2 separate regions of the Homo sapiens genome follow, and region 2 is linked to region 1. A link is a contact called in ENCODE POLR2A ChIA-PET data. All regions are on one chromosome and are shown on one strand. The core of a region is the stretch at or near the end of the contact, and the rest is flanking DNA. Distances in the headings are between cores, read along the strand shown. Region 1 has its middle 4.5 kb from the start of KHDRBS1. Region 2 has its middle 10 kb from the start of SYNC.

The links. ChIA-PET counts read pairs that join two places held with the same protein, here RNA polymerase II (POLR2A).
Region 2: POLR2A ChIA-PET joins it to region 1 with 11 read pairs in WTC11. The contact joins two enhancer-like sites. POLR2A ChIA-PET finds 5 or more read pairs at or near these places in 2 of 52 experiments (K562 and WTC11).

The regions. Positions count from the first base shown.
Region 1 is chr1:32,006,657-32,012,094 of GRCh38, reverse strand. No RefSeq gene overlaps it. Among named protein-coding and RNA genes, the nearest start is that of KHDRBS1, 4.5 kb to the left of the region's middle. RefSeq lists an enhancer at 3,318-3,877. Within about 2 kb of position 2,919, at least 2 of the 41 ENCODE cell types and tissues checked have a DNase peak (open chromatin) inside an H3K27ac peak, as active enhancers do.
Region 2 is chr1:32,710,074-32,715,511 of GRCh38, reverse strand. No RefSeq gene overlaps it. Among named protein-coding and RNA genes, the nearest start is that of SYNC, 10 kb to the right of the region's middle. RefSeq lists silencers at 890-1,184, 3,055-3,294. Within about 2 kb of position 3,096, at least 11 of the 41 ENCODE cell types and tissues checked have a DNase peak (open chromatin) inside an H3K27ac peak, as active enhancers do.

The DNA of each region.
Region 1 (5,438 bases), core at 1,670-4,169:
TAAGGGGTTAAGGGAGAGGATTTCCAAATTACCCACAGAAATGAAAACAAAACACGTATCTACATAAATTATATATATATAATATAAAATATAGGCCAGATGCGATGGCTCATGCTTGTAATCCCAGCACTTTGGGAAACCGAGGCGGGCAGATCACAAGGTCAAGAGATCGAGACCATCCTGGCCAACATTGTGAAACCCCGTCTCTACTAAAAATACAAAAATTAGCTGGGTGTGGTGGTGTGCCTGTAGTCCCAGCTACTCAGGAGGCTGAGGCAGAAGAATCGCTTGAACCCAGGAGGCGGAGGTTGCAGTGAGCTGAGATTGCAGCACTGCACTCCAGCCTGGGGGACAGTGCGAGACTCTGTCTTGGGAAAAAAAAGAAAGAAAGAAAGAAATTAGCTGAGTGTGGTGGCGTGCACCTGTTGTCCCCAGCTACTTGAGAGACTGAGGTGGGAAGATTGCTGCTTGAGCCTGGGAAATTGAGACTACAGTGAGCAACGACTGCCCCACTGCACTCAGCCTGGACGACAGAGTGAGACCTTGTCTCAAAAAAAAAAAAAAAAAAAAAAAAAAAAAAAAAAAAAAGGCCAGTGCGGTGGCCCACTCCTGTAATCCCAGCACTTTGGGAGGCCAAAGTGGGTAGATCACCTGAGGTCAGGAGTTCAAGACCAGCCTGGCTAATACAGTGAAACCCCATCTCTACTAAAAACATAAAAAAGTTAGCTGAACGTGGTGGCATGCACCTGTAATCCCAGCTACTTGGGAGGCTGAGGCAGAAGAATTGCTTGAACCCGGGAGGTGGAGGTTACAGTGAGCCGAGATCGCGCCACACTGCACTCCAGCCTGGGCAACAGAGTCAGACTCCGTGTCAAAAAGAAAAAAGAAACGAAAAAATTAAGTGCTGTTGGAGTTCAATGCAGAAGATAGATTTTGGCCAAGGAAGAATAAGTTCCAGGCAAAGGGAAGTGGAATAAATGAGCAGAGATGAGAACGTGGGAAATGTGTTCAGGGAATGGGAGTAATCCAGTGTCAGACTTGAAGGAATAGGTGGGTTGAGAGAGCAACTGCATGAAGAGGGGGGAAGGGGCAAGGAGAATTTACAGTTCCTTTGCAACTCATTTCCACTGCCACCCTTGAAGATCCTTCTTGAGTGGTGGTGTTACAAATGGCTGAAGCGTCCTTGCCCTGTAATGAGATGCCCAAATAGAGATCCCTTGAGCTGAGGCTAATAAAACTTTGATAAAGGTTTGTCTGAGAAGGAGCTGGGTAGTGGTATCTATGGCCTTTCTAGACTAGAATCAACAGTTACTGCATATGTATATCAAAACATGTTGTAGCCATACCTATATACAATTTTAAAAACACTGGAAACAAAACAAAAAATAACCCTCAGTCTTTCTGGGTGCTTGCCAGATCTTTACTTGCTTTCCCTGAGAGTAGGCTGAGCGGGAGAGATGTGCTCTTCTTCCAGGCGAGAACCCTAAAGGTAATCTCAGGCCAAGAGTGGTTGAGGTTGCGGTGTATGTATCCACTAAGTGATGCAGCAGCCTTCTATTTTGGGGGCCCTTCTCAGGGTAGGGAAGAGTAATTTCTGCTCTGAAAGCCTAGAAGTCTGGAGTTTATTTTGTGTTCACCACAGTATGCTGCCCCAGGTCCACCTGAAGGTTAACAACCATGTGAAAAGACTAACGTTGGAGTGGGGCAAATTCAAACAACCCGGCAATGCCTTGTCCTCACTGTGTATCATTTGGAAGACCTCTGAAACTTAGTTTTCTCTTCTATAAAGTGGGGTAATGCCATCTACCTTGAAGGCTTATTGTGAACATTAACAAATATCAGTGTAAACCTCCTGATAGTAGGGCTTATAAACAGAAGTAATCACTATTATACCCTTTAGTACCTGATGAAGATTTGTGGGTGCTTTATGTTGGCTATGGATCTGAAAGTCCTACTCTCTCTCTCCTTTTTTTTTTTTTTTTTTTTTTTTTTGAGATGGAGTCTTGCTCTGTCACCCAGGCTGGAGTGCAGTGGCAGGATCTCAGCTCACTACAAGCTCCACCTCCTGGGTTCACGCCATTCTCCTGCCTCAGCCTCCCGGGTAGCTGGGACTACAGCTCACCACCATGCCCAGCTAATTTTTTTGTATTTTTAGTAGAGACAGTGTTTCACCGTGTTAGCCAGGATGGTCTCGATCTCCTGACCTCATGATCCGCCCGCCTCAGCCTCCCAAAGTGCTGGGGTTACAGGCATGAGCCACCGCGCCTGGCCAAGTCCTACTCTCTAATCTGTATAATTTTCACTGAGTATAGCTAGGCTTGTTTTGGGGGGAGGAGGAGGTTCCAAAAAGAGCAAGTTTCTTCTACCCTTAATCCAGTTACTATGGTATAGGATACAGCAGCAGTGCATAATGGTTCAGATGGAGGTTGGTAGCTCTGCCTCTTACCTGCTGGGTGATTGAGCACAGTGTTTTGCTTTGCTGCATTAGTCAGGATTCTTTAGAGAGACAGAATAAATACAGTATATAGATAGATGTACACATTCAAGAGGGGACTTGTGAGGGCAATTGGTTCACATGATTATGGAGGCTGAGAAGTCCCATTGGAGGCCTTCTGCAAGCTGGAGACCCTGGCAAGCCGGTCGTGTGGCTCAGTCCAAATCTGAGATCCTCAGAACCAAGGAAGCCAGTGGTGTGATGCTTAGAGGATGAAGGCCTGAGAACCCAGGGGCTGCTGGTGTAAGTCCTGGAGTCCAAGGGCTGAAGAGCATGGGGATCTAATGTCTAAGGACAGGAGAAGAAGAGTGTCCTAGCTCCAGGAAGAGAGACAGGAAATCCCTTCTTTGCCTTTTGTGTTCATTCTGGGCCCTAGCCCATTAGCTGGCGCCCGCCCACATTGAGGGCGGATCTGTACCATTCAGTCCACTCACAGGCCACTCTCTTCTGGGAACACACTCACAGACACACCCAGAAATAATGCTTTATCAGTCCTCTGGGTATTCCTTAATCCGGTGAAGTTGACACCGAAAATTAACCATCACACTAGCTCAGACTCCTCTTCCCTCTCCTTGATAAAACAGAGATGGCCGGGCGCGGTGGCTCACGCCTGTAATCCCAGCACTTTGGGAGGCCAAGGCGGGTGGATCATGAGTTCAGGAGTTCGAGACCAGCTTGGCCAACATGGTGAAACCCCCATCTCTACTAAAAGTAAAAAAATTAGCCGGACGTGGTGGTGCGCACCTGTAATCCCAGCTACTCGGGAACCTGAGGCAGGAGAATCGTTGGACCCTGGGAGGCGGAGGTTGCAGTGAGCCGAGATCGCGCCACTGCACTCCAGTCTGGGCGACAGAGCAAGACTCTGTCTCAAAACAAACAAACAAACAAACAAACCAAAAACAGAGGATATAACAATGCCTGCCCCAGGGCTGTTAGGGTTAACACATACAGGGTTAACATGATAGTATCTATAAAGCACTTAGCACAGAGGCTGGCAATTAGTAGGTACTTCATAAGCAATATTGGCCATTGTTATGATCACCACACACATTTATTGAGTACCCTACTGCAGACTTTCACTTTCACATGAATCCCTACGGGAATGACTAGAAGGACTGAAACTTGCCTAGAGCTCCTGACCTGTGTGATCTCAGCAGGTGGGAGATCTGCAGGCCCCATCTACCTCTCCTGCATTGCAGCCAGTTCCCAGGAGACAAAAGGCCCCAGCCCTGGGCAGGAGAGTTTCTCTTCCAAGAGTGTAGTTCAGGTGGCGCGGTGGCTCATGCCTGTAATCCCAGCACTTTGGGAGGCTGAGGCTGGTGGATCACAAAGTCAGGAGTTCAAGACCAGGCTAGCCACGATGGTGAAACCCCGTCTCTACTAAAAATACAAAAATTAGTTGGGCGTGGTGGTGGGTGTCTGTAATCCCAGCTACTCGGGAGGCTGAGGCAGAGAATTGCTGAAACCCACGAGATGGAGGTTGCAGTGAGCCGAGATCACACCACTGCATTCCAGCCTGGGTGACACAGCGAGACTGTCAAAAAAAAAAAAAAAAAAAAGAAAAGAAAAAGAAAAAGAAAAGAAAGGAAAAGAAAAAAAGTGTAGTTCATTTGTTCAATTTTAAACACCTACTTGGTGCCAAATATGTGGAGGGAAGGGGAAGGAGATGGGGAGACCAAAATTCAACATTAAGAGAAAGTCCCTACTCTCAAGGAGACAAATATGTAAATCAAGTTGCCATGTAGAATGAAAGGTGTTGTAATAGAAGACTGTGCAGAGACACATAGGTATGCACAGGAGAGAGTGACTGACCAACTGCCCAGATGAGGTAGGAAAGCTGAGTATTTGGGAAGTGGCCAGGTGGAGGGAGGGCCAGGGCATTTAAATGTTGGGAGTTCAGCAAAGCTTGGTCCTGTGCCGGTACTCCTTCCTCCATGTTTACAGCTCTGGAATTCAGATCTCCAACTCAAACTTCTGAATTCCAAATCCAGAAAGCCAATTGCATCCCTGACATCCTCATCTGGATGTCTCAGAGGCTCCTCAAACTCAACATGTCCCCAGTAGAACCCAAACTGCAGGCATTAGCGGTGCTGCTCTGGGCCCAGCTCCCCTTTCATGGAACTTTTCCTCTCTCCGGCCTGCTCCAGCGCAGAAAGAGAACATGGGGCCCGCAGATTTGAAGGAGTCACTCACTTTGAGGCTTGCCCTTTGCCACCCTCATAATAGTCTGAGTCCTGCCCACAGGGTCATCAGGCACTCCCACAGTAGGCACCTTTGGTAGGGGCAGAGGGGATCAGAGCAAGGCTGATGTGACCAGTGATAGCCTTGTGTGAAAAGTCCCTAGAGAAATCCCAGAAATACTTGAAGGAGACTTTGCTGGGGCAAGAACAGGAACTTGGGATGATTAGCATTCACGTGGCTTTGTTTGAATCCACAGACCACTGAGGCTTGTGTGATGTTTGCATTATAATCATCTTTTTTTTTTTTTTCCTGCCTGTCCTGCTAACCAGAAAGTGAGCTGCTTGCCAGGTGCAGTGGGTCACATCTGCAATCCCAGCACTTTGGGAGGCCAAGGCAGGCAGATCACCTGAGGTCAGGAGTTTTTAGACCAGCCTGGCCAACATGGTGAAACCCCATATCTACTAAAAATACAAAAATTAGCCAGGTGTGGTTGTGGGCGCCAGTAATCCCAGCTACTCGGGAGGCTGAGGCAGGAGAATCGCTTGAACCCAAGAGGTGGAGGTTGCAGTGAACCGAGATTGCATCACTGCACTCCAGCCTGGGCGACAGAGCGAGACTTCATCTAAAATAATAATAATAATAATAATAAATAAAAAATAAAAATTACCCAGGCATGGTGGCGGGCACCTGTAATCCCAGCTATTTGGGAGGCTGAGGCAGGAGAATCGCTTGAACCTGGGAGGTGGAGGTTACAGTGAGCCAA
Region 2 (5,438 bases), core at 1,847-4,346, 700 kb before region 1:
ATCACCTGAGGTCGGGAGTTCGAGACCAGCCTGACCAACATGGAAAAACCCCGTCTCTACTAAAAATTAGCCGGACATGGTGGCACATGCCTATAATCCCAGCTACTCGGGAGGCTGAGGCAGGAGAATCGCTTGAACCTGGGAGGCGGAGGTTGCAGTGAGCCGAGATCGTGCCATTGCACCCCAGCCTGGGCAACAAGAGCAAAACTCCGACTCAAAAAAAAAAAAAAAAAAAAAAAAGGCTGGGCGCGGTGGCTCATGCCTCTCATCCCAGCACTTTGGGAGGCTGAGGCGGGTGGATCACAAGGTCAGGAGTTCAAGACCAGCCTGGCCAACATGGTGAAATCCCGTCTCTACTAAAAATACAAAAGTTAGCCAGGCGTGGTGGCGGGCACCTGTAATCCCAGCTACTCAGGAGGCTGAGGCAGGAGAATCGCTTGAAACCGGAAGACGGAGGTTGCAGTGAGCCGAGATTGCACCACTGCACTCTAGCCTGGGCAAAAGAGTGAAACTCCATCTCGAAGACAAAAAAACATAACTCTTGCCAGGTGCAGTAGCTCATGCCTGTAATTCTAGCACTTTGGGAGGCTGAGGCAGGTGGATCACCTGAGGTCAGGAGTTCAAGACTAGCCTGGCCAACATGAGGAAATCTTGTCTCTTCTAAAAATACAAAAACTAGCCGGGCATGTTGACGGGTGCCTGTAATCCCAGCTACTCGGGATGCTGAGGCAGGAGAATCACTTGAACCTGGGAAGCAGAGGTTGCAGTGAGCCGAGATCTTGCCACTTCACTACAGCCTGGGCGAAAGAGTGAAACTCCATCTAAAAAAAGAAAAAAAAAACACTCTTGTTCTCAGGGACCCCAAGTCACAAAAGAAAACAGACCTGGGACACAGAGGAGTAGTGAGCACAGATGAATTCAGCTTTGTGCGTGAGCCTGTTGCATATTTGTGCACCATTTGTGACTCTGTGCATGTGTGTGCGTGTGTGTGTGGCTGTGTTGACTCTGTGTATGTGCCTTTGAGCCGAGGCTGTTGAGAAAGCTTAGTGAGTGTGGACCCAGTTGGGTGGAATCGCTTATTCATTAGACACACATTTACCAAACATTCACAGGGCAGGGCCCTAGGCATAACATGGAGCCCTTGACTGATGAGGTTCTTGTTTTTGAGGGCTTCACTCTGTAATGAGGGGAGATTAGGCACTAAACAAAAAAATCCTGCTGGGTATGGTGGCTCACACATGTAATCCCAGCACTTTGGGAGGCTGAGTCGGGCGGATCACCTGAGGTCAGGAGTTCGAGACCAGCCTGGCCAATATAGTGAAACCAATAGAGTGAAACCAATATAGTGACCAGCCTGGCCAATATAGTAGTTTTGTAAAAATACAAAAAGTAGCCAGGCATGGTGGTGCACACCTGTAGTCCCTCCCAGCTACTCAGAAGGCTGAGGCAAGAGAATTGCTTGAACCCAGGAGGTGGAGGTTGCAGTGAGCCGAGATCGCGCCACTGCACTCCAGCCTGGGGGACAGAGTGAGACTGCATCTTAAAAAACAAAACAAAACAGCCGGGCGCGGTGGCTCACGCCTCTAATCCCAGCACTTTGGGAGGCCGAGGTGGGCGGATCACAAGGTCAGGAGTTCGAGACCATCCTGGCTAACACGGTGAAACCCCATCTCTACTAAAAAAATACCAAAAAAAATTAGTCGGGCGTAGGTGGTGCACGCCTGCAGTCCCAGCTACTCGCGAGGCTGAGGCAGGAGAACGGCGTAAAACCCGGGAGGTGGAGCTTGCAGTGAGCCGAGATCGCGCGCCACTGCACTCCAGCCTGGGAGACAGAGCGAGATACTGTCTCAAAAAAAAAAAAAAAAAAAAAAAAAAAACAAGAAATGCAAAAGAAACTCAGGCGACCATAGGACCACAGGGAGGGAGCGTCCTGGAAAAAGTGATATTTAAGCTGTGTTCTGAGTAACAAGCTTTAGGGCTTGGGGAAAGGGTGTTCCAGATACAAGGAGTGGCATGTGCAAAGGCTGTGGACCTGGGAGAGGACACGGGGAAAGGTTTTTCTGGAGAAGATGGCTGGATGGGGTTTTGGAAGCGGTAAGGAGAACAAACGGGGCGTTGCTTCAGTTTGAGGGATGTAGTGGGATTGGCCAGGGGAAGATTGCTGGCTTGGGCCTGCACCTGGGGACGGAGGGGCAGTTCCCAGAGGAGTCCAAGGAGCTGAAGGTGCTGCCAACTCCAGAGAGGAGTAGGGAAGCTCCGAAGAGGGGGTTTAGGGAGAGAGCTCCTGGACTGGCCTCTGGGCTGTGCTAGGGGAGAGAGAGACCCATGGAGGCCCGCGAGCCTGGGAAAGGGTCCCCAGCGTTCTCATTCCACAAAGGAATTCAATCAGAGCTCCCTCACAGGACAGAGGGAATTACGGTACATGCACTTCTCCTAAGTTGCTCATTTATTCCTCTCAAGAACTATAATACATTTCCCATTTGAAAACAAAGGAGGCTGGGCGCAGTGGCTCACGCCTGTAATCCCAGCACTTTGGGCGGCCGAGGCCGGTGGATCACAAGATCGGGAGATCGAGACCATCCTGGCTAACACAGTGAAACCCCGTCTCTACTAAAAACATATAAAAAAATTAGCCAGGCGTGGTGGCGGGCGCCTGTAGTCCCAGCTACTCGGGAGGCTGAGGCAGGAGAATGGCGTGAACCTGGAAGGCGGAACTTGCAGTGACCGGAGATCGCGCCACTGCACTCCAGCCTGGGCGACACAGCCAGACTCCGTCGTCTCAAAAAAAAAAAAAAAAAAAAAAAAAAAAAAAAGGAAGCAGAAGCTCAGAGAAGCCTAAGGGTACAGAGCGGGGAAACGTGAGAGACTGCTCTGCTCTGGATTCGAACCCAGCTCAGAGTCTAAGGCCTGGCACCTTCCCTGAGTCCCACAGCCTCCCAGCAAGCGCATGCGCCCTTTAAACTCCAGCAGCTCGCTATGGGTGGATCTGCGGCTATTATTGTTGTGTGTTCATTATCACTGCGGTGCTAAAGGACGTCCTTGATTCAGCTGGGACGCCGACCTCCCCACTGTCGGCGCGCCATCGGTCCTGAAAACTCAGGGCCCGGGCGGCCCCGCGCGGCTGCGGCGGAAAAGACAACCCCCGGGGCGCGGGGTCGGCGTGGCGGCGCCCCCTGGAGGCAGTGCTCGGCATTGCCCGACCTGGGGAGGAACGACCCTGAACGCAGCTTCCTCTGAAGCGGTGGCTGGTGGTCAGCACCGGGTAGGCCCCAATGGCTCCCAGACAGCGGTCCCAGAGGGCAGGGAGAAAGAAGGAAATAAAGAGAAGAACACTTATCAAGTGTCTCTTGTATACTGGGCAAAAGGCTGGGCATTTCCTGCACATTTTCTCATTTAACGCCCACCCAATCTCATTTCCTAGAAGCAGAATCAGGGGGCCAGGCGCGGCGGCTCACGCCTGTAATCCCAGCACTTTGGAAGGCCGAGGCGGGTGGATCACCTGAGGTCAGGAGTTTGAGACTAGCCCGGCCAACATAGTGGAACTCCGTCTCTACTAAAAATACAAAAATTAGCCTGGCGTGGTGGCAAGTGCCTGTAATCCTAGCTACTCAGGAGGCTAAGGCAGGAGAATTGCTTGAACTCGGGAGGCGGAGGTTGCAGTGAGCTGAGATCCAGCCACTGCACTCCAGCCTGGGTGACAGAGTGAGACTTTGTTTCAAAAAAAGAAAAAAAGAAGTGGCCGGGCGCTGTGGCTCACGTCTGTAATCCCAGCACTTTGGGGGGCCAAGGTGGGCAGATCACGAGGTGAGGAGATCGAGACCATCCTGGCTAACATGGTGAAACCCCATCTCTACTAAAAATACAAAAAATTAGCTGGGCGTGGTGGTGGGCGCCTGTAGTCCCAGCTACTCGAGAGTCTGAGGCAGGAGAATGGCATGAACCTGAGAGGCGGAGCTTGCAGTGAGCTGAGATGGCACCACTGCACTCCAGCCTGGGTGACAGAGCAAGACTTGGTCTCAAAAAAAAAAAAAAAAAAAAAAAAGGAAGCAGAACCAGAGAGGTTAAGTAATTTGCCCGGAGACACAAAACAAGTCTGTGGCCATGCCTGGGCCCCTTGGGGCTAAGTCTGAGGATGGAAAGGCTGCCAGATTCCCACTAGACTATAAGTCTCTGAAAGTCAAGGTTAATGACAATGATGTGGATAACACATCATTTATTCGTGGAGGCAGTGTATTGAATCTTGGGTGCCACCATTTCCTCTCTGTGTGACTTTGGTCAACTAAGTTGCATAACCTCTCCAAGCCTCAGTTTTCTCATCAGTAAATGGGCTTTATTACAGGCCCCATGTTATAGGGCTGTTCTGAAGATTTATTGCATTAAAGCAGATAAAATGCCTTCTAGCCCAGGTGCAGTGGCTCCGGCCTGTAATCCCAGCACTTTGGGAGGCCCAAGCAGGCAGATCACCTGAGGTCAGGAGTCTGAGACCAGCCTGGCCAACACGGCGAAATCTCCTCTCTACTAAAAATACAAAAATTAGCCAGGCATGGTGGTGGGTGCCTGTAATCCCAGCTAATCAGGAGGCTGAGGCAGGAGAATTGCTTGAATCCGGGAGGTGGAGGTTGCAGAGAGCCAAAATTGCGCCACTGCACTCCAGCCTGGGTGACAGAGCGAGACTCTGTCTCAAAAAAAAAAAAAAAAGACTAGTTTAGCATCTGGCTTGCAGTAGGGGCTCAAGAATATAGCTAACATCATTTACTAATTTGGCCACTATTTGTTTTTTCTTTTCATTCTTTATTCTCTTCTATTTGTCTTATTCATTACTATACTCTTCATGAACACATCATTTGGCCACTATTTGTTGAAAACCTAGGGACAAGGGACACAGCCATGAAGTCATACAGATATAGGTCTTGCTTTAATGACTTACTGTCTTTGTGTTCTTAGGGTTTAACACATTGTCTGGCCTAACAAATGGTGAAGTGAATGAATGAGCGAGTGAAAACACATGCTGTAGTCAGCCAGCCCCTGGTTGCAGCTTCAGAGAGAGGAAGCAGGAGAAAGGGGAGTTTCAAAAATAATAGTTAATTATTTCTTGTTTTTGTTTTGTTTTGAGACAGAATTTTGCTCTTGTTTCCCAGGCTGGAGTGCAATGGCACGATCTCGGCTCACTGCAACCTCCGCCTCCTGGGTTCAAGCGATTCTCCTGCCTCAGCCTCCCGAGTAGGTGGGATTACAGGCATGCACCACCATGCCCAGCTAATTTTGTATTTTTAGTAGAGACGGGGTTTCTCCATGTTGGTCAGGCTGGTCTTGAACTCCCGACCTCAGGTGATCCACCCACCTCGGCCTCCCAAAGTGCTGGGATTACAGGAGTGAGCCACCGCGCCTGGCTGTGTTATCTAATTTTACAGAGAAGAAAACAATTTCCATGAAGTGGA